Linked DNA regions of Mus musculus: region 2 is linked to region 1. The links are chromatin loops, found by intact Hi-C in ENCODE. Cell type or tissue: left cerebral cortex. All regions are shown on one strand. Each heading gives the region's core, and the rest is flanking DNA. Links, peaks and the distances in the headings are about the cores only.

The links. Peaks named below come from ENCODE experiments on the same cell type or tissue, not always from the same donor. Only the 100,000 strongest peaks of a DNase experiment are listed, where the experiment ranks them.
Region 2: it touches region 1 in a loop (2.5-fold over the local background); 3 of 42 quality-filtered maps call a loop at or near these places.

Annotation. Positions count from the first base shown.
Region 1 is chrX:8,886,365-8,896,708 of GRCm38, reverse strand. It overlaps the pseudogene B630019K06Rik. Among named protein-coding and RNA genes, the nearest start is that of Gm5751, 20 kb to the right of the region's middle. In left cerebral cortex, for the core only: no CTCF peak of the experiment used is centred there; DNase peaks (open chromatin) are centred at 3,705, 4,216, 4,579, 4,806 and 2 more places; H3K4me3 peaks cover 2,157 bases; H3K27ac peaks cover 1,148 bases.
Region 2 is chrX:8,944,305-8,954,648 of GRCm38, reverse strand. No RefSeq gene overlaps it. Among named protein-coding and RNA genes, the nearest start is that of Fthl17b, 13 kb to the left of the region's middle. In left cerebral cortex, for the core only: a CTCF peak has its summit at 6,048 (motif pointing right); a DNase peak (open chromatin) is centred at 6,050.

The DNA of each region.
Region 1 (10,344 bases), core at 1,572-9,571:
CTGGTAGAGTTTTTGAATCTCTTATATATAATACCATGTCATCTGCACATAGAGACAATCTGACTTCTTCACTTCCTATTGCTATCCCTTTTATTTCCTTCTCTTGCCTTATTGCTCCAGTTACTGATTTGACCACAGTATTGAAGGAGAGTGGACATAGTGGACACTCCTCTCTTATACAGGATGTTAGTGGGATTGCTTCAAGTTTTTCCTCTATTTAGGACGATGTTGGTTGTAGGTATCTCATATTTAGCTATTACTATGTTGAGGCATGTTTCCTCTAGTTCTATTTTATCCAGGACTTTTATCAAGAGAGCATGTTGGATTTTGTCAAAGGCTTTCCTGCCATTTATTGAGATGATCATGTGGTTTTTGTCTTTATTTCCACTTATATGGTTTATTACATTTATGACTTGAATTTCAGGGATAAAGCCAATGTTATCATAGTTAGTAATCATTTTTTATGTATGTGTGTATTCTACTTGCAAGTATTTTATTAGGCATTTAGAATTTATAGTCATCAGGGTTATTGGCCTGTAGTTTTCTTTTTAAATTGTGTCTTTACCTGGTTTGGTTTTAGAGTGATACTGGCTTCACAGAATGTGTTTAGGAGCATATATTTCTCTCTCTAGCTTGCTCTCTCTCTCTCTCTCTCTCTCTCCCTCTCCCTCTCCCTCTCCCTCTCCCTCTCCCTCTCCCTCTCCCTCTCCCTCTCCCTCTCCCTCTCCCTCTCCCTCTCCCTCTCCCTCCCGCTCCTGCTCCCATTCCTGCTCCTTCTCTCTCCCCACATCCTTCTCCGTCTCACTCTCTCTCACTCTCTCTCCCTCCCTCTCTCTCTCCTTCTCCCCCCACCTCTCTGTCGTCTGTTATTTATTTACTTATTTACTTCTTTGTTTATGTATTTGCTTGCTTGTTTGTTTGTTTGAAAGCTTAAGATAGATTACCTGGAGATCTCCTTTGAAAACCTGGGAATCCACCTGAGCCTGGGCATTTTTTTTTTAACTTGAAGCCTTTTCATTACTATTTCAATCTCCTTTGCTAGGGTCTGCTTAGGTTGTTTTCTTCTTTCTTTAATTTTGGTAATTTAGCTGAATCTAGAATTCATTCATTTCTTTTAGGATTTTCAACTTAATGAATTACTGGTTTTTAATGTATTCATTTTTATATTATTCTGGACTTCTTTATTAGTGTTTGTTGTGATTTTTCCCAGCTCAATCCTGATTCTGTTCATTTGGGTCCTGCCTTTCTTTTGTTTAGTTGGGCCAACAGCCTGCCAATGTTATCTATTTCCTCAGAGCCGCAGCTCTTAGACTTCTTGATTCTGTGTACTGTTTTCTGTTTTATTGATTCCTGCTCTGGTTTTTATTACTTCTTGCTGTTTTGGACTTGGTTTGTTTCTGTTTGTCCAACTTTTTAGTTGTATCATTAATTCATTTATTTGTGCTCTTTCTAATCGTTCTGTTGATGTTTTATTTATCTATATAACTGGTTTTCAACCATTCTAATGCTGCAACCCTTTAATATGGTTCCTCATGTTGTGGTGACCACACCCCCAACTATAAAATTAATTTTGTTGTTGTTTCATAAATATAATGTTGGTACTATTATGAATTGTAAATATCTGTGTTTTCCAGTGACATAAGGACTCAAGACTTTGCCCTAAAATTCATCCCCTGAACACACAAAGTAATATTTCCCCCAGGAAGTACAACTCCATAAATCATTAGATTATGAGACAACGAAATGGGGAACTTATTTAGTCTTTTGCTGTATTTTTCACAAGAACATCAATGTCACAGTAAAACAGATTCAAACACACAATTGCACATATGTTAAAAGTCTACTCAGATAAGGTACACTGATGTGACAGTAACATTTACAATTCATTGGCAGTTAATTCAGTAACAAGGAAAGTAGCCACATTCTCCTGAAGGTTCTTTCTGCCTAGTGCTATTTAAATATCAACCACAATGAAAACTCAAGTTCTCATTTTATAACCTCCAGAAAAAAGTGTGGGAACAAAGACAAGAAACAAGGGGAAGGGGAGTTAATAACTTAACACAAACTGTCACAAAGTTTGTTTCTAGCGCTGACAAAGCAGGACATTTTACTTAGTAACTGACACTGACATAAAATTCCCACCAGGCACTTCACTTCTTCATTCACCCAACCCCAACATAAAACACTTCTGACTTCTGGCAATCCATTGCACATAAAGGAAGGTAAGGACATAGGAAGGAGGAACAACGGCATAAAGAACAGAGTTGGTTTGGTTTTCAAGTCAAGCTGGCCGAAAGTCCCTAGTTCAAGTCCCAGATTTGCTCTTTAGTTTATGGGTGTGACCTTGATCCAGTCTTTCAACCACGATTTCCTCTTCTTCCGGGTTCACTGGTGTAAGTCATCTGTCCCAAAACACTGGAATGTCAGTTTCTTTTTGAATACAATAAATATTAACAGGACTTATGTCACAGCATCAAATGGAGGAACCCATGAGATTTATAAAGCGCTGGTACAGTGACTGATCATGGTACATGCTTAATTGTAAGTTATTGGCACTAACTAGCAGCGACCAGACCTGAAAAACAGTTTGAAAACTTTTTCAAACGTCGGTATGTAAAGCTGTTACCCACCAAATAGAAATTGCTCAAGTATGCATATATTTATTCCACAGAAATCTAATAGTTCTATATCGGGATTTGCTAAAGCAATAAATGAATCCTGAATTGTGGAAACGGACCTAATCTACGACAAGGCATTCAGCAGACTCCAAGCTTTTCTACTTCAAAACAGGCCTTAAGCAGGGGGCGACTGGCTGCCCAGTCTCCCCTTCAAGCGACCCCGGGCTGTCAGGGAATCAGGGAATCCCACTCCTCCTTGCACAGGGGGAGGACAGAGACAGCCTCGGGAAGGGGGGGGGGCAGCGTTGGGGAAAAACTCGCATCCCTGGACCTAGTCGTCCAGATCCACCTCAAGCACGATGGACCCCGGCAGCTGGTTGATGTCTAGGGGCTCAGGGGGCGAATCTCTAAGGAATTCGCAGGGATCGGGGAGCCTCGGACAGTCCGCGTTGCGGCTTTCAGCCTGATGCTGGGCGGACCACGCGGTGATGCTTCCAGCCCGGAGAGTGTCGCCGGTGGCTTCAATGAAGGAACACTCTGAGGCAGGAGAGGTGGGCCTGGAGCCGATCACTGGCAGGGGCTGCTCTGGGGCCTGGCAGTAGCCAGCATCCAGTGGCTGCAGCAGCAAGCCACCTCCCCCAACAGGTCCTCCGCCGCCGCCGCCGCCGCCGCCGCCGCTGCCGCCGCCGCCGCAGCGGGGCTGGCTGCAGTAGGTGTAGTCGGGAAGCTCGTCGTCCTTCCAGTTGCACACTAGGTCGGGGGCCAAGGGATGCTCCGTCTGTGGCGGCAGCCCCTGGAACAGCTGCACGGCGGCCGGCGGCCCCAGGAAGCGCAGCGGCCCCATGCTGGCCACGAAGAGGCTCCGGCCCTGCTGCTCCCAGGCGGCGGCGGCGGCCAGCCCCAGCTCCTTGCAACGGGTGGCGGGCGACGAGGCCGAGGAGGCGGCAGCGGCGGCGGCCGACGACAGCAGGAAGCGGCGGGCCGCGGCGGCGCAGTCTTCGGCCGCCAAGGCCGCGTAGCGCGGCTCTAGGTGCTGCAAGGGGGAGGTGGCGTAGGCCCCGTCCCGCGGCAGCGGCGGCGACAGCGGCGGCTCCTCCTCTGGGCCGGCGGGGGCGGGCCCGCTGGGGCTGTGCACGATGAAACAGAGCATGCAGGGCCCGCGGAAGAAGCAGTCCCGATTGCGGGCCGCCGCCGCCGCGGGCTGTGGGGACGACTTGGTCGGCGTCCGGCCCGGCAGCCTGATGAGAGGGCGCCGGCGGCGACACCAGCTGCAGCAACGAGGCTTCTTCTGGCTCGCACGGTTCCGAGGCTCCTTCGAGAGAAGGTGGCCCATAAAGACGGCCCTAGGAGGGCGAGCCCAAGAGAACGGGATAGAGGCCCGCGAAGCAGGCTCCGATGGCCGGTCAGGCCGCTGGCAGACCGGGCCTGTGCCCCGCCGCGAGCCGCTCCGCGCTGCGCACCTGGCCGCCTCGACGGCCCGGTGGGTGACAGCCGCTGGGTACCTAGGCGGGCCGCAGGCGGGCTACATACTTCGGGCCCAGAAGCCTGGAGAAAGCTGAGCCCGAGCTCTGGGGACTCGAGGGAGGCAGCGAGTCGGGTCGCTAGGCCTCTTGGTCCGCTCTGGCAGCGCGCTGGTGGGGGCAGCGGCTGTCCTGCTCAGACCACTTTATCTGCAGCTCCGCCAACGGCGCGTGTGCCTGCGACACAACAGGAGCCGCAGGAGCACACCACCCACTCCAAGAGGGGGCGGAGCCGGCCTTGGGGGCGCGCCGGAGGGGGGGGGGAGGAAGGAGGGAGGGGTGGGTGCGGGGGCGGAGGGGGGGCAGAGGGATGGCTCACCTGCTTGGGTTGCCAGCCAGACAAAAGGCTAGCTAGTGGCCCGCCCCCCTGCTCAGAGGTTCCTTAGGGGCCTGAAGCCCATGACTCTCTTCTGAGGTGGGCCTTTTTTCTCAGTTTTTCAAATGTAGGCACTGAGAGCTATCAGTTTTCCTCCTAGGACTACTTGCACACTATATCTCAGATGGGTTTCGTGTTGTGTTTTCCTCCAGTTCCCGGAAATGTTCTGTTTCTCTTTGGGATTTCTTCTTTGACCCATTCATCATTCAGTCATGTGTTGCTTAATCTCCAGGAGTTTGTGGACTTACTGGAGATCTGTCTGCTGACAGTTTGAAGTTGTGGTGCGTTATGATCAGAGAGGATGCTCGCTGTCATTTTAATCTTCCTGAGATTAGAGCTTTGCTTTGTATCCCAGGATGTGCTCTGTTTTGGAGACCGGTCCCTGTGCTGCTGAGTAGAAGGCCCTTTGGTGTTTGTGTGGAATATTCTATAGGTATCTCCTAAGTCCATTTGATGGCTGATAACCATCTAATTCTCGGGGTTCTGTCTGCTGTCTGTCTAGGTGAATTGTCTATTGGAGAAACTGGAACGAACTGGGAAATTGTACTCACATAGAATGAACAGGTTGGTGCCAGGCTGTGTCTTTCAGTCCGCTAGTACATTTTTAAATGAAATCGGGTGAGCCCGTGTTTGGTGCGTATATGTTTAGGATAGTAATGTCTTGCTTAATTGTTCTCTTGGTTAGAATTAAGTGTCCTTCTTTGTCGCTTCTAGTCTATTTTGACTTATATTAGAACGGCAATGCCAGTTGCTGCCTAGTCCCCTGTCTCGTTTGACTGGAGAGTCTTTACCCATCCTGTTACTCTAAGGCAGTGTGTAGTGTCTATCTTTAAAACTGAAAATGTGTTTCTTGTAGGCAACAGGTAGATGGATTTTGTTTCTTGATCCATTAAGCCAGCATGTTATTTAATTGGAGAAGTGAGATCATCTATATTTAAAGTTAATATTTAAAAGTCTGTGCTGACTGGAGCCATTATGTTGTTGATTTTTGGTGGTATTATGTTCTTGGTACTTTGTGCTTTTGTGATGATGGCTTTGTTTTTCTTTCAACAGTCTCTTAGCTACGCTCATTTCTCTCTGCAGCCTGACATACAGCTTCCTGTATTTTCTTTGAGTGTTGTTTGTGGGATATAAAAATGTCAGGCTGTGTATAGCATGGGGAATTTTTCTTTCTTTCAGCTAAGGCAGATAGTTTCCCTGGACAAATTAGTCTAGGCTGTCATTGTGTGGATGTTTTTAGCACTCTTACTGCATTGTTCCAAGATCTTCTGGCTTTCCAAGTTTCCACTGAGAAATCCTTTGTTATTTTAATAAGTTTTCCTTTTGAGTGACTTGCTACCTTTCTTTTGTAGCTTTCAATACACTTCCCTTGTTCTGTGTACTTAGTGTTTTAACTAGCATACACTGAGTATTTCTGGTCTGGTCTATCTGGTGTTCTGTGTGCTTCTTCTATTTGTATGGGTGCATCTTTCCTTAGTTTGGGGACTTGTTCTATGACGCAGATGTGATTGAAAGAGGGAGCCACATTCCAGACCCACCAAGCAGAACTGACAAGCTTTCGCCACATGGTTCTGGCTTTAGAGTCAAGGATACAAGAAAGGAGTTATGGAATCTCCCTCCATGGCTAAGGAAAGCCACTGAGGCCAGGCTTGTCTCAGGGGTGTCCCTGCATTGGAGGACATTGCAGATGAGTCATTGCGTGCTGCTGTGAAGGTGAAGCCTGGATTGGGTTGGAGACCCCAAGGGGTTGGAGATGCCAGAGTCATGGGATCCATGCCAAGGATAGCTGAACGTTGGGTGTGAAATCACCCTGGGGGGGGGGGAGAGAGAGAGAGAGAGAGAGAGAGAGAGAGAGAGAGAGAGAGAGAGAGAGAGAGGTGTTGCAGTCAACAAAGCTGAAAGGAGTTGGAGGTCTAAGGAGCTCTTTGACATCAAACATAGAGATGCAGAATTTGGTATCAACCCTGTTGCTGTCTGGTTTTCATTTGGTGCAGTATTTCCTCACTCTGCTCCCTTTCCTCCCTTTTAGAATAGTAGACTGAGATCTCTACATGAAGAAGAAGGGCAGAAGGAGGGCTGGAAGACAGATGTGGGACATGTGCTCCTGTGGTAAGTAGAGTCAGTAGCATTGTACTTATGGGTCCAGTACACCTCTCTGGAAAGGTTGCAGGGATGGGTGGATTTGGCAGTATGAGTCTAATGTCTCTGGCTAGAGAAGGGACTACATGTGCTTAGGAGTATGGGTCCAGTGGGTGGGGTAGATGAAGTTGGCAGCATAACTATAGGCTTTGACTATGTGTGGGGAATGGAGGGGCTCAGTTGAGGCAAGGGCAGGGGTAGATGGAGTTAACAGGACAAATCTGAGCTCTGTTCTTGCAGGGGAACAGGAGTACATGTACAGGACACATCTGCTGAGATCTTTAATGAACTGTCATATTTCCTATGCAGATGATCATGCCACTATAAAAAAAATCTAGTTCCCTTTATGTATATAAATGATTTACCTACATGTTATATATGTGTACCATGTGTGTGCAGAGCCAGTAGAGGAAATCACAACTTTAGAAGTAGAGTTAAACACCAGATGAGCTGCCATGTGAGTTCTGGGAACCAAATCCGAGTCCTTTGTAAGAGTAGTGTGTACCCTAAACCACAGCACCACCTCTTCATCCACTGATCTTGTCACTTTTAACAGTAGTATTATTTTTGTAATTCTAGGGATCTGTCCCAGGACCTGGCCCATCCTAAGAAAAAATTCTGACACCATGGAAGGAGGTATGCTGCTGCTGTTCTAATATATTTTGTTGTGACATATATACATACACATACTATGTTTTAGCTATGACTATATCCCATCATTATGTTGTATCCCCTCCCACTCCTCATATTCCCAGTGATTTTCTCAACTAATCTTCTTCCTATTTTCATGGGTTTGGGTGTTTTTGTCTTGTTTTTGTCAGCCCATAACTTTAATTAAGGTTACCTTGAGGAGCATGCGTGGGGGGTTGATTTAACAAATCCCCACCTGCCCAACTATTTTCATCACCATCACTATCAAGTACCCTGTTTTTGTTCCCTCCCACTACTCCTGATCCCAATACTGAGGTAGAACCTACCCAACTCCAGTGTCTTAGGATTTTACTGCTGTGAACAGACACCATGACCAAGGCAACTCTTATAAAGGGCAACATTTAATTGGAGCTGGCTTACAGGTTCAGAGGTTCAGTTCATTATCATCAAGGTGAGAACATGACAGCATCCAGGTAGGCATGGTACAGGAGGAGATGAGAGTTCTACATCTTCATCTGAAGGCTGCTAGCAGAATACTGGTTTCCAGGCAGCTAGGATGAGGGCCCTAAAACCCACACCCACAGTGACACACCTACTCCAACAAGGCCACGCCTCCTATTAGTGAAACTGCCAGGATATACAACCATCACATTCCACTCCCTGGCCAACATAGGTTTGTTCAAACATATGAGTCTATGGGGGACATACCTAAACATAGCATAAAGCAAAATACATTTAGTCCAACTTCCAAAGTCCCTATAATCTTTGGCAGTCTCAACAAGGTTAAAAGTCCAAAGTTCAAAGTCTTTTCTGAGATTCATCCAATCACTTAACTGTGATCCCCAAAGCAAGACAGGAAACCAGATGGATGAAGTCTAAACTCTGCATCTCCATGTCTGATGTCAAAGCAGTCTTCAGATCTCCAACTCCCTTTTAATCTTTTTTGACTGCAATAAACTTCTTTTCATGGGCTGTTTCCACTCCTTGTTAGCAGCTTTCCTCAGCAGATAGCCCATGGCTCTGGAATCTCAAACATTTTGAGGTCTCCAAGGCAACTTCAATGTTCCAACTTCTTGTGTCAATGTCTGGGATCTACACATGTCTGGACTCCTCCAAAAGGTTGGCATCACTTCTCCAGCTCTGTCCTCTAGCATTCTAAGCTCAGGTTGATCCACTCCTCTGGCCACGGCTGTTCTTGGTGGTCATCACATGGTACTGGCATCTCCAAAAAGCTGTGGTCTTCCCTTGCAACTAGGCAAGGTGACCAATAGCCTCTCATAGGCTCTCTTCATGGTGCCAAATCACAAATCTTTGCATGACTCCTTCAGTCCTGGGCTGTCAACTACAACTAAGGCTGCATCTTCACCAATGGCCTTCCTTGGCCCCTCACAGTACCAAGCCTCAGCTGATCTTCATGTCCCCTTCATGCCTTCAAAACCAGTACTGCCTGGGTGAATCTTACACATTACTAAGTACATCTGCAGCATGAGATACAACCTTGGCTATCTCTGGAACACAGCCTCTGTGCTCGCAGAAAACACTTCCCTGAAGATTTCACCTCAGTGATGCTGGTATCTTCTTAATCACTACTACTTTCTTAGCTCCAGCTAACCAACATCAATTGTCCTAGTAGTCCCTTCTATTATTCACTCTAAAGCCAAAGTCACACGGCCGAAGCTGCTGAGTTCTGCTGCTTGCAGGAGCTGGAACATGGCCCCCTTGTTCTACTACATTTCACTAGCTTTCTGTTTTCCACCTGCTTCTCTGCCTAAACTTGGCTGTCCCTGATCTTGTTCTATACATTGACCTTGAGTTCAGAGATCTGAAATCCTGTCTCCAGGGATTAAAGGTGTGTACCACCATGCCTGGATCTAAATGTAGCTAGGTAGGATCTTCCCCCAAAGTCCCACTCCCTTAATCTGGTCTCTTCTAGAACACAGGATTCAGCTCTATTCTACCCCCTGGTGCCCTTTTAATTGGACTCTTGAACCGTATGTTTTGTTTCTTTCCTTTCTCAACTTCCTGCTTTTCATTAAAATGCTCTTCATAAGAGAGAACTTTAGTAACCACACAACAGAATTTACACCAGGCTGTTTTGTGACTTCCTGTTTCAAAGCAATTAATCTAAATTTCTTCACCTTAGTATCTGGACAGACTGTTCGGACAATGGCAAAAAGCAGCCACATTCTTCACCAAAATATCACAGAAACAGTCTCTGAGCCACATATTGAAGTTCTTCTCCACTGAAACCTCTTGGGGCCCGTCCTCACAGTTCAAACCACTCACAGCAGCAAAGTCTTCCGTATTCCTTCTAGGATAGCCCATTAAGCCTCACTTAAAGCATTCCATTGCTCTCCAAATCCAAAGTCCCAGAATCTACATTCTTCCAAACAAACACATGGTCAGGCTTATCACAGCAATACCCAACTCCCAGTACCAACCAAAGTCTTAGTTAGGGTTTTACTACTGTGAACAGACACCATGACCAAGGTAACTCTTAAAAGGACAACACTTAATTGGGAATGGCTTACAGGTTCAGTCTATTATCGTCAAAGTGGGAACATGGCAGCATCTAGGCAGGCATATTGTAGGCAGAGCTGAGAGTTCTACATCTTCATCTGAAGGCTGCTAGCAGAAGACTGGCTTCCAGGCAGTCTTAAAAGCCACACCCACAGTGACACACCTACTCCAACAGGATCACACCTACTCCAACAGGGTCACACCAACTCCAACAGAGCCACCCACACCTTCTAATAGTGCCACTCCCTGTGCAGAGCATATACAAATCATCACAGCCAGGTAGTCCCTTCTATCTTCAAGATGTTTAGGTCAACACATGGTTTATATTTGTTTCCTGTAGGGGAATTGCTAAGGGATTAAAACTAGAATCAGGGGTACCTTAGAATTGGCTCCACAACAGAAGTAAATTTCCCTCATACTCTGAAAGTATTAATTACCTACAGGTCCTTCTCAGGAAGGAGTAGGATTTCATAAGCCCCTCTCCCTAGCAACTATTAACTTTCTATCAATACCCAGGAAT
Region 2 (10,344 bases), core at 1,609-9,608, 58 kb before region 1:
TGGTGGTATCAGGCCTCTGGACATCAGGTAGAACTGGTGTCCCTAATGGCAGAATATTCTGGTTGTCTTGGGTGACAGCAGGCTTTCAGAGGAGCAGGCAGAGCTGGTTATCCTGGTTGTCACAATTGCCTTGGGTGTCCTGGTTGTCCTAGTTTTCCTGGTTGTCCTGGTTGTCCTGGTTGTCCTGGGTGGGCACCAGGCCTTGAGGCAAGCAGGCTGAGCTGTGACCTGGGGAGTAGAGTACAGATTCAGGATTACAGGAAGAAGTGTGATTTGGAGATATGGGGCAGAGGGGATAGGGCAGGCCTCTCAGCTGCTGGACTTCTTAGCGTCCCAGCAGCGAGGGGGTTGGGGTGTGGATATCTCACCTGGTTATTCTGAGTGGCAGCAGGACTCCTGGGAGGCAGGCTGAGCTCTGGCCCAGGAGTGAAGTGCAGATCTGGGATTCCCCATCTCATTCTCACTCCTGCTGATCATCCTATACTTCCAAAACGTTGTTCTTTCAATTTTCATATTCTTTTTTAGTTGTTCAATGCATAAGTTTAATTAGGGTCTCTACAGATCCTTAGTGTCCAGTGATGTCTCATGAGCCCTCCCCTAGCAACTGTTAACTGTCTACATATCCTCAGAGTTCACTCTCTGAGACTTTATAAATGTTTAAATCCTTATGGCAAGGTAGCAAAGGTTTAATCACATTCAGAAAATCACAACTTCTTAGTGTTCTCATAGTATTGACTCTGTCCAGCCTTAGAGCCTTTTGTCCATGTGAATGGCCCTTTTCCTCCACCTCTTATATCTTTTCTTCTCCCTCATCCATGATGTTTCTCAACCCATAAGAGGGGCAAAATGCTGTCCCAGTCTGGAGTGAGCCTTCAACAGTCCCTTATTCCTGATACTTTGACCACTAAAGAAAAGAAAAGAAAAGAAAAGAAAAGAAAAGAAAAGAAAAGAAAGAAAGAAAGTTTCTCCCACCAAGCCAAAAGACAAACTGTGTCCTGTGGGGATAAGCATAAATACATATATTGACAAATTGCCTGGTTATCATTTTATATTTAGCAATGGACTTCCCCTTTACACACAAATTACTATTTTTTTTAAATATTTACTTATTTAATGTATAGGTATATGTCTTAATTAGGGTTTCACTGCTATGAACAGACACCATTACCAAGGCAAGCTTTATAAAGGACAACATTTAATTGTGGCTGTCTTATAGGTTCAGAGGTTCAGTTCATTATCATCAAGGAGGGAACAAGGCAGCATCCAGGATGGCATGATGCAGGCAGAGATGATAGTTCTACATCTTCATCTGAAGGCTGCTAGTGGAAGACTCACTTCCAGGTAACTAGGATGAGGGTCTCAAAGCCACACCCACACTGACACATCTACTTCAACAAGGCCACACTCCTAATAGTGCCACTTTCTAGGCCAAGCATGCACAAACCACTACATTCTACTCCCTGGTCCCCATAGGCTTGTTCAAACATATAGGCCTATGGGGGCCATACCAAAGCAAAGCATAATGCAAACTACATTTAGTACAACTTCAAAAGTCCCCGTAGTCTATAGCAGTCTCAACAATGTTAAAGGTCCAAACTTCAAAGTTTCTTCTGAGAGCCATCCAATCAATTAACTGTAATCCCCAAGGCTAGACAAGAAACCAGCTGTGCAAAATTCAAACTTCTCCATGCCTGATGTCAAAGCAGTCTTCAGATCCCCACACCTTTTTCATCTTTGCTGACTGCAACAAACTTCTTTCTCCTAGGCTAGTTCCACTCCCTGCTAGCAGATGTCTTCTGCAGGTATCCCTCAGCTCTGGCATCTTCAACATCTTGGGGTCTCCAAGGTAACTTCAATGTTACATCTTCTTGTTACAATGTCTGAGATCCAAACCCCACCCTCTGCACTCCTACAAATGGTTGGCATCACTTTTCCAGCTTTGCCCTCTGTAACACTCTAAGCTCAGGTTGATCCACTCCTCTGGCCACCACTGTTCTTGGTGATCATCAAAAGGCACTGCCATCTCCAATACGCTGTGGTAGTCCTCTGCAACTAGGCTTCACCAATAGCCTCACATAAGCTCTCTTCATGGTGCCAAGCCTCAAATCCTTTATCCCCTTCAGTCCTGGGCCATCAACTACAGCTGAGGCTGCACCTTCACCAATGGCATTCCTTGGCCTCTCACAGTGACAAGCCTCAGCTCTTCTTCATGACCCCTTCATGCATTCAAATCCAGTACCATGTGGGTGACTCTTACACATTACCAAGTACAGCTGCAGCAGAAGGTTCAACCTTGGCTATCTCTGGAACACAGATTCTTTTTCCTCTCAGAAAACACTTCTCAGAAGATTTCACCTCAGTGATGCTGGTCTCTTCTTATTCACCCCTAATTTCTTAGCTCCATCGAACCAGTATCAATTATCCCAGGACCCATTCTACTTTTCAATCTAAAGCCAGACCCACAAGACGAAAGCTGCCAAATTCTGCTGCTTACAGGAGTTGAACATGGCCTCTTTGTTCTATTACATTATCACTAGCTCTCTGTTTTCTACCTGCTTCACTGCCTAAGATTGGCTGTCCTGAATCTTGCTCTATAGATTGACCTTGAACTCTGAGATCTGATTTCCTGTCTCCTAGGATTAAAGGTGTGTACCACCATGCCTGGATTATATTTAGCTGGGTAGAATCTTGCCCCCAAATTCTACTCCCTTAATCTCCTATCTCCTAGAACACATGATTCAGCACCATTTAACCTCCTGGATCCCCTTTAATACTCAAACCATATTTTATGATTTTACTTTCTAAGCTTGCTATGCTTGTTTAACATGCTCTTCATGAGACTTAGCCAGAGAACAAAGTCTATGATGTGTGTTTCTGAGACTTGCTTTTTCAGTGCAATTAATCTGAGTCTCTTCACTTTAGCCTCAGGCAGACTTTTCAGACAAGGGCAAAAAGGAGCCACATTCTTCACCAAAATACCAAAATACAAAAACAGTCTCTAGGCCACATCCTGAAGTTCATCTCCACCGAAAGCTCTTAGTCCAGGTCCAAACAATTCAAATCACTCTCAATAACAAAGTCTTCCATATTCCCATTAAGCCCCTTTAAAGTATTCCACTTTTTTCCAAATCCAAAGTCCCAAAATCAACATTCTTCCAAACAAAAGCATGGTCAGGCATATCACAGCAGTACCCCACTCCTGGTAGCAACTTCTCCCCCCTTTTTTTAAAAAAGATTTTTATTTATTTCTTTTATATATATATGATGAGTATGCTGTAGCTGTCTTCAGACCCAAGAAGAGGGTATCAGACTCCATTACAGATGGTTGTAAGCCACCATGTGGTTGTTGGGATTTGAACTCAGCACTTCTGGAAAAGGAGATGGTACTTTTAATCTCTGAGCTGTCTCTCCAACCTCTTTTTTAAAAAAGATTTTTATTTAAGCAACTTCTGTCTTAGGGTTTTACTGCTGTGAAGAGACACCATGACCAAGGCAAGTCTTATAAAGGACAACATTTAATTGGTGGGGGCTTACAGGTTCAAAGATTCAGTCCATTTTCATCAAGGTGAAAGTATGGCAACAGCCAGCTGGGCATGGTAAGGAGGACCTGAATGTTTTATGTCTTCATCTGAAGGCTTCTAGTGGAAGACTGACTTCCAGGCAGCTAGGTCTAGTATAGTGGGTATTAAAGCCCACACCCATGCTGGAGAGGTGGCTCAGCACAGTTCAGAGGACTGGCTGCTTGTTCTCCCAGAGTTCCTGAGTTAAATTTCCAGCAACCACATGGTGGCTCACAACCATGTGTAATGAGATCTGATGCCCTCTTCTGGTGTCTGAAGAAAGCAACAGTGTACTCTCATATAAATGAAATAACCTTCTAACATTGCCACTATTTGGACTGAGCATATACAAACCATCACAGTATGAGTGTGTGTCTATACTACATATGTGCAGGAACTGATGGAGTCTAGAAGAAAGTCTTAATGCCCCAAAACCAAAGCTGTGATTGTGAACAGTCATGTGGGTTCCTCACAAGGAGCATGTGGTCTTTGCAGCCTAAGACATCTCTTCAGACACAAATTTGTCCTTTTAGTGTGCTCATTACAATAACACATTTTCCTGAAATATAGAACAGTGAGCACAGAAATTATTCATCAAGATCTTTCATTGAATATTTGCTATCAGTATCAGTAAATGAATAGATGTATTCCCAATCAGAATATATTCATCTGCTGCCCCATCCTTGTGGGCCTTCTTATAAAAACTGGGATTCGACATAATCACTAATATCTAGTGAAAAGAGCTCAGGGATGCTGTTAAATCTATAATGTACAGAAGAACACTCACAAAAAACCAAAACCCAGCCTACTCTGGCCAGGATTCCAAGCTTCAGAAGTACCACATTACAATATGAGCCATACAGACATACTCCTTGCAAAATACAAACATGGAAGAACAGTGTGATGGGAGCAGATATAGCATAAGAGAGATCATTTCAATTTCACATCAACTTCATCTTTCACCAAATCCTCTATCTTTTTTGTTGTAGGCTGAAACACTCCATGGTACTGTTGTGTAGTCTCCCTCAGAGAATTTGATATTGTCATACTATGGGTTTGTTCCTAGTGCATTCAGTCTCCTCAAACTAGGCCATGTTAATAATATGGAATTAGAGTCTCCTCTCTAAGGGGTGTTTCTGGGGAAATGGCTGTTCCATACTCTCTGATGAGAGTGAATGAGAAAGCATTCAGGCTGACCCACAAAGGCTCTGAAAGGGAGGAGAATGAAGAGCTCAATTTACCACCATCGAAGCCTGTGGTGGCTTGAAGGAGAAGCCACTCATAGGCTCAGTGAGTTGACCCTCAAGGAGTGCTGCTGTTGCTGTCTAGGTAGGTTTAAGAGGTATGGCCTTGCTACAAGAAATATGTCTCCATAGGTGACCTTAAGTTTTCAAAAACACTCCCAATTCCCATTCACCCCTAGGATTCTCCTCCTCACTTCCTCTCCTAACTTGGTGCTTAGTGTTTAAGGTGTATGACTTAGTTTCTACTGCAGTACCCGTAGTTGCTGCTAGTTTCTGTGCTTCTCTGACACAGCACACGCATTTCTCTGGAACCATAAGCCAAACAAACCTTCAACGAGTTGGCTTTGATCTGGTGATTTGTCACAGCAATAACAAAGTTACTATCACAATGGCTGAAACAAGTCTGCTCACTTGGAATCAACACTTTTTGTCCCAGGAGCAACAGAGTCTTCAGTATCAGGGGCCTAAATTTAGAGATGAAGGTTTGGACCTGTAGCCTGAACCTCTTGCAGAAGTTATGTATTAAAAGGCTGATCAACAATGGTTGCTACAAGAGTACTCCAGTCCAGCCAGTCGAACAAGCCCAATACTTTTGAAGGCTGAAACCCATGCCCAAGATCACTGCCTGTGCCTGGTGGCTGGGCCTCTACTGAGTGCCACAAAGTAGAAGAAAAAAATCTAGATGCTAGTGTTCCTCTAAGCATAAATAACTGACATATATTCATGCTGCTCTACCTCGGATGTTCTGATTTTCCCTCTGGTTTTCAGTAAATCAAGTTGGATCGCTCCACTCTTCTCTCTCCTCCTCTTCTCATTTCCTCCGTCCAGCCTCCCCTCCCAGATTCTCCAGTCTGATCACCTTTGTAAACAGTTTGCTAATTTATCTTGGCAGCAGAGGCAGCTATGGGAGCCACAGAAGGCAGAGAGCACAGGAGACTCAGGGTTCTCAGCAGGGCTCTCAGCAGGGCTGTTGTGGGTGATCCTTGGACTCTCTATCCTCCAGGAACAGTTTCACTGTTCCAGAAGATGGTGATGATTCTGACGACTGAGATGCACGTGTGGTGGTGTCTCTGGAGGCTAAAGTGCAGGTGCCAAGTGGATCCAAATAGCTGGGTGCAGTTTGTCTCAGGGTCTTCTCTGGAGGGTCAGCCTGTTTCTTTCACCCTCTAGAGGGCAGACATGAGTCCCCGACCTTGTTCTCTGCATTGTCCTAGCCTTTCTGTTCTGTGAGGAGCCTGCAGTTAAGAACGTGTCCAGCAGGTGGCACGGTGTACATGGATGTTCTCCAGGAACAGTCTTGGCTGGGAAGGAGAGCTAGACTCCAGGTTCTTAAAATACTGTTTTCCTGTGCTTTCCTAAGTACTCTTTGCCTTGGAAAACAAACAAATAGTAATGTTTTTTGTTGTTGTTATTTAGCAAATTAATTTAGGGAGATCAGTTTTTGGGGGGGAATGGGTCTTGTTCTGCCATTCAGGCTGGGCTGAAGCTCCTGGGGTCTGAAGATGCTCCTGTCTCAGACTCCAAAGCATGGGACTGCATACAGAAGCGTGCAACAGTGCTAGGCTTCCAACGAGGTTTCACATAGTGCTTTTAGGCAGAAAATTAATTTCCTGAAACCTTTCATTTCCTTCTCTTGTAATATTAACTGTAGAGATAATGCCATGTCAGGCACATTACACAGCTGCCTGTTTTGAAACATTTTATTTTTTAATTTGTGTATGTGCATCTGCTGTTATGTAGGTTTCTGCACGTGCATGCATGTGCCCAAAGAGGTCAGGGGGTGTGTCCCACCCTGAGATTGAGTTACAGTCAGTCATTAGCCATCTGATGTGGCTCCTGGAAGCTGAACTCTGGTCCTCTGGAAGGGTACCAGGATGCCCTTAGTCATCTCCCCATCCACATACAGCTTCTTAAACTGTGACTTGATGCCTCATAGAGAATCTTACAACTGAATGTGATTGTTCTCACAATCAGGACATCAAGGGATGAGACAGGGGAGAGACAGGTGGTTTGGTGGGAAAGGACTTGCCATGCAATACGGAGTTTGAATCCTCACAACCCATGTAAAAGCTGGATACATAGTGAGAGGGTCTGAAATCCCAGTGCTTTTATTGGAAGATGGCATGCAGACAGCAGAATGCCCATAACCTCTAGGACAAAGGAACCTGATTGATATACAGTGGACGAACAATAAAGGGAGGCTGTCTAAAGTAAAGTGGTGTGGAAAGACTGTCATCTGGGGTTGTCCACTCACCCAATACACACACAGGAACATGCATGCTTTTCCATTTTTCCCACCTGCCCCCTACCCTATCCCCTTCAACATGTCAGGGAATCTAAGCAGGGACACTCCGATCAGGATTTTTTGAGATATTTATGGAAGAAGGGAACTGAAGCAGGGAATCAGAGAAGTCCCTCCCAAGTCCTCCATTTCTTCATCATCTTTGCATCCTCACATAATGCAGAGACAGAGATCTCTGCTGTCTCTTCCTTTCTCACAGGCCCCCAGTTCAGTTCATCAGAGATATGTCCTTGTGAACCCAGCTGAGTCATGTACCTTGTGACAGCTCCATCTATGCGTGAGCTGTGTGAGATGTGTGTTTCCTGTGATAGCTTCACTGTCCTCCCTAATTTGTCCCTGCCTTTATCCCTACATTCTGTACCAGGTACCTGGGTAAGTATTAGGATCAATTAGAAATGAATTCAAAGTCAAGTAGGGTAGCCTTCTCTTGTAACCCCAGTACTCTGGAGGCTGGGAAACAAATACCATAATTCCAATGCAATCTAAGCTATAAAGAGAGTTCCAAACTAGACTGGGCTGCACAGTTGGAACCTGGGTCAGTGAACAAATGAGCATGCAAATGAGAAAATTGTTCACAGTGACCCAGGAGCAGCTATGATCCTAGCAACTTGGATGTTCATAAGGGAAGATAGCAAGTGTTTTGCCAACCTGGGTGACTTAGTAAGATTCCATTTGAAAACAACATTAACAACACAAGCTCATATTGACTCCTAGCATTTTTTCAAGACAAGGTCTCACTATATAGCTCTGGCTATTATCCTGGAACACCCCATGTAGATCAGGATGACCTTAAACATCCATAGGTCTGCCCACCTCTACCTTCTACATGCTGGGATTAAAAGTATGTGCCATTATACCTGGTTGTAACTATTCAATTTGGCAATCTACCTAATTATTTTTGAAAAGTCTAGGACATTAGTAAAGGTTACACTTTGGGTCACTGTGTAAAGGCATTTCCAAAGCTGATGATGTCATAAGATTTCTAATCTAATCTCTGAATGGGTCTCTTGAGGAATCCATAGATAAAGTCATAGAGTATTGGGTATGATTATGCAGGAGGCAGAGATATTTTTTTTTAGCAATTTGCTCTTTAGAGCCATGTACTTGAGCTTGTTTCTTGCCTTGGGCTCTTCCTTCCTGAAGTCCTTGTTTGGATGCCCTCACCCACTAAAAAGTGAGGAACAGCCTCACCTAAGTGCTTCTGCCCCAGATGTTCTGCACAAAGCATCCATCAACTGAGCCCGCTAAAACTCTGAGCCCAGAGTCAACTTTCTTCCCTGATTTCTCTCAGGCAGTTTTCAGTGATGAAGTGCTGACTACAGGTTCAGTGCAGCTCAGTGGTGGAGCACTTGCCTGCAATGCAGGAGGTCCTGGACTCCATCTCTAGAACCAGACAGGCCTACATACTTCAAAAATGGCAAGATAAGAAGGTTAAAATAACTTTTGATATTCATAGAAAGGTATGTCTGTCCACACTCACCCCCAGGCTCTCATGAAAAGAGAATGGTATGCGTAATAAAGCAAAGTCAGTATCCTACAGCACAGAATTTGAACCTGTCACCTGTGAGGGACAAGAGAGGAGCCATGTGTTGATCAGATAGTAGGAGAGGGATATGCTCTGACACCTTTTTAGTGGAACATGGCAGGTGACAAATGTTAACTTGTGTATATGTGTATAATTACAGAGAAAATGTGTTGAAACAAACAAGTAGGATTCTTCTCAGTACTCATATCTGGGCAAGAGAAGGGCAGTGCACTTCCATGCAGAGAATGATACAGAACAGGCGATTCCTAAGACAGGTGCAGGGAAGGCATTAGGTATGTACCTTTCTCAGTGAAACATTGATACTCATTTTAGTTACCTTTTTATTTGTGTGTGTGTGTGTGTGTGTGTGTGTGTGTGTGTGTGTGTGTGTGTGTGTTGACCAAAAGCACTTCTAGTTATACCATCGGGTGTAGTCTGATGCCCCCATCGTCTGACATAGATCTGCTGCTTCACCAGTCACTAGAAAGTGGAGCCAATGATCATTCACTTGCATTATGTGGATCAAAGAAGTAAGCCTCAGAGTATGTAGAAGAGGTGTCCAGTGTCACATGTCTTTCATAAGAAGGTCAAGTCACAGGGTAATTAATTGTAAAGTCCTATTCTACCTCTCAGCTGTTATTGGGTTAGTTCTTCACCTCAAGAGGCCTGGACTTGTGCAGGGTCTATGTCACATATCTAGGCTGCAGCATGCAACAGAAGAAGAGGGAAGCCGGAGAGGTGTTTCTTCATGCTCCATGCTTTCCTCTCACCTGATGCCTTCCCATTGCCCTTCCCAAAGCCATCTGCTTCTGATGAGGGCGTTCCTGAGCTCATGCACCTGGCTCTCATCTGGAGGAATTTCCTTCGCATCTTGTCTTCTTCAGCATCTTTTTAACACTGAAGCACTTGTTGATGGGGATCAGAAGCCCTTCTGTGTCATATTAAAAAGAACATCCCTGTATTGTTTTCTAATAAAATATATTTTATTATGACATTTTATAGAAATATATAATGTATTTTGATCATATAAATTACAATTAATTGATCATGTATAGATCCCAATTACCATCTTTTTTTCTTTTTCTTTCTTTAGTTTTGTATGTTTGTTTTTCCGAGATAGGGTCTCTACCTAACAGCCCTGGCTGTCCTGGTACTCACTCTGTAGACCAGGCTGCCCTTGAACACATAGAGACCCACTGGTCTCTGCCTCCCAAGTGCTGGGACGTGCACTTAAAGACATGCACCAGCACACCTGGTTCCAATTACCCTCTCTTTATTCCCACTAAGGCCAATGCCCTTTCTCATCACTAGTCCATCATGTATTACATGTTGGTTTGTATTGGAGGGACCCAGTGAATTCAAATGGGGTTGCTTGCAGTAGTGTCGAGCTGCATTGGCTTTATCTGCAGGAAATTTTCACTGTCTTCATATCCTCTTGGAGGGGCAGAGTCCAGAGAGCCCATCACCCCAGGACAGGATGTTGAAAAAATTCTCTATGTGCAGGTTGAAAGGCAATCATTTCCAGATAAGGCTCTCGAATTTTCTTCATGTCTCATCACAGCTGAAAAGGGTTTTCATTACATTATTTGCACATAAATGAAAAGAAACCCAGCAACTTAAAGGAAAAGGAATGTCCTAAGTAAACCTAGTTTCCAGGGCTACCATGTTTGCCTTTATATTCTTAATACACTGTCATTTGCGCAAGCAGGAGAG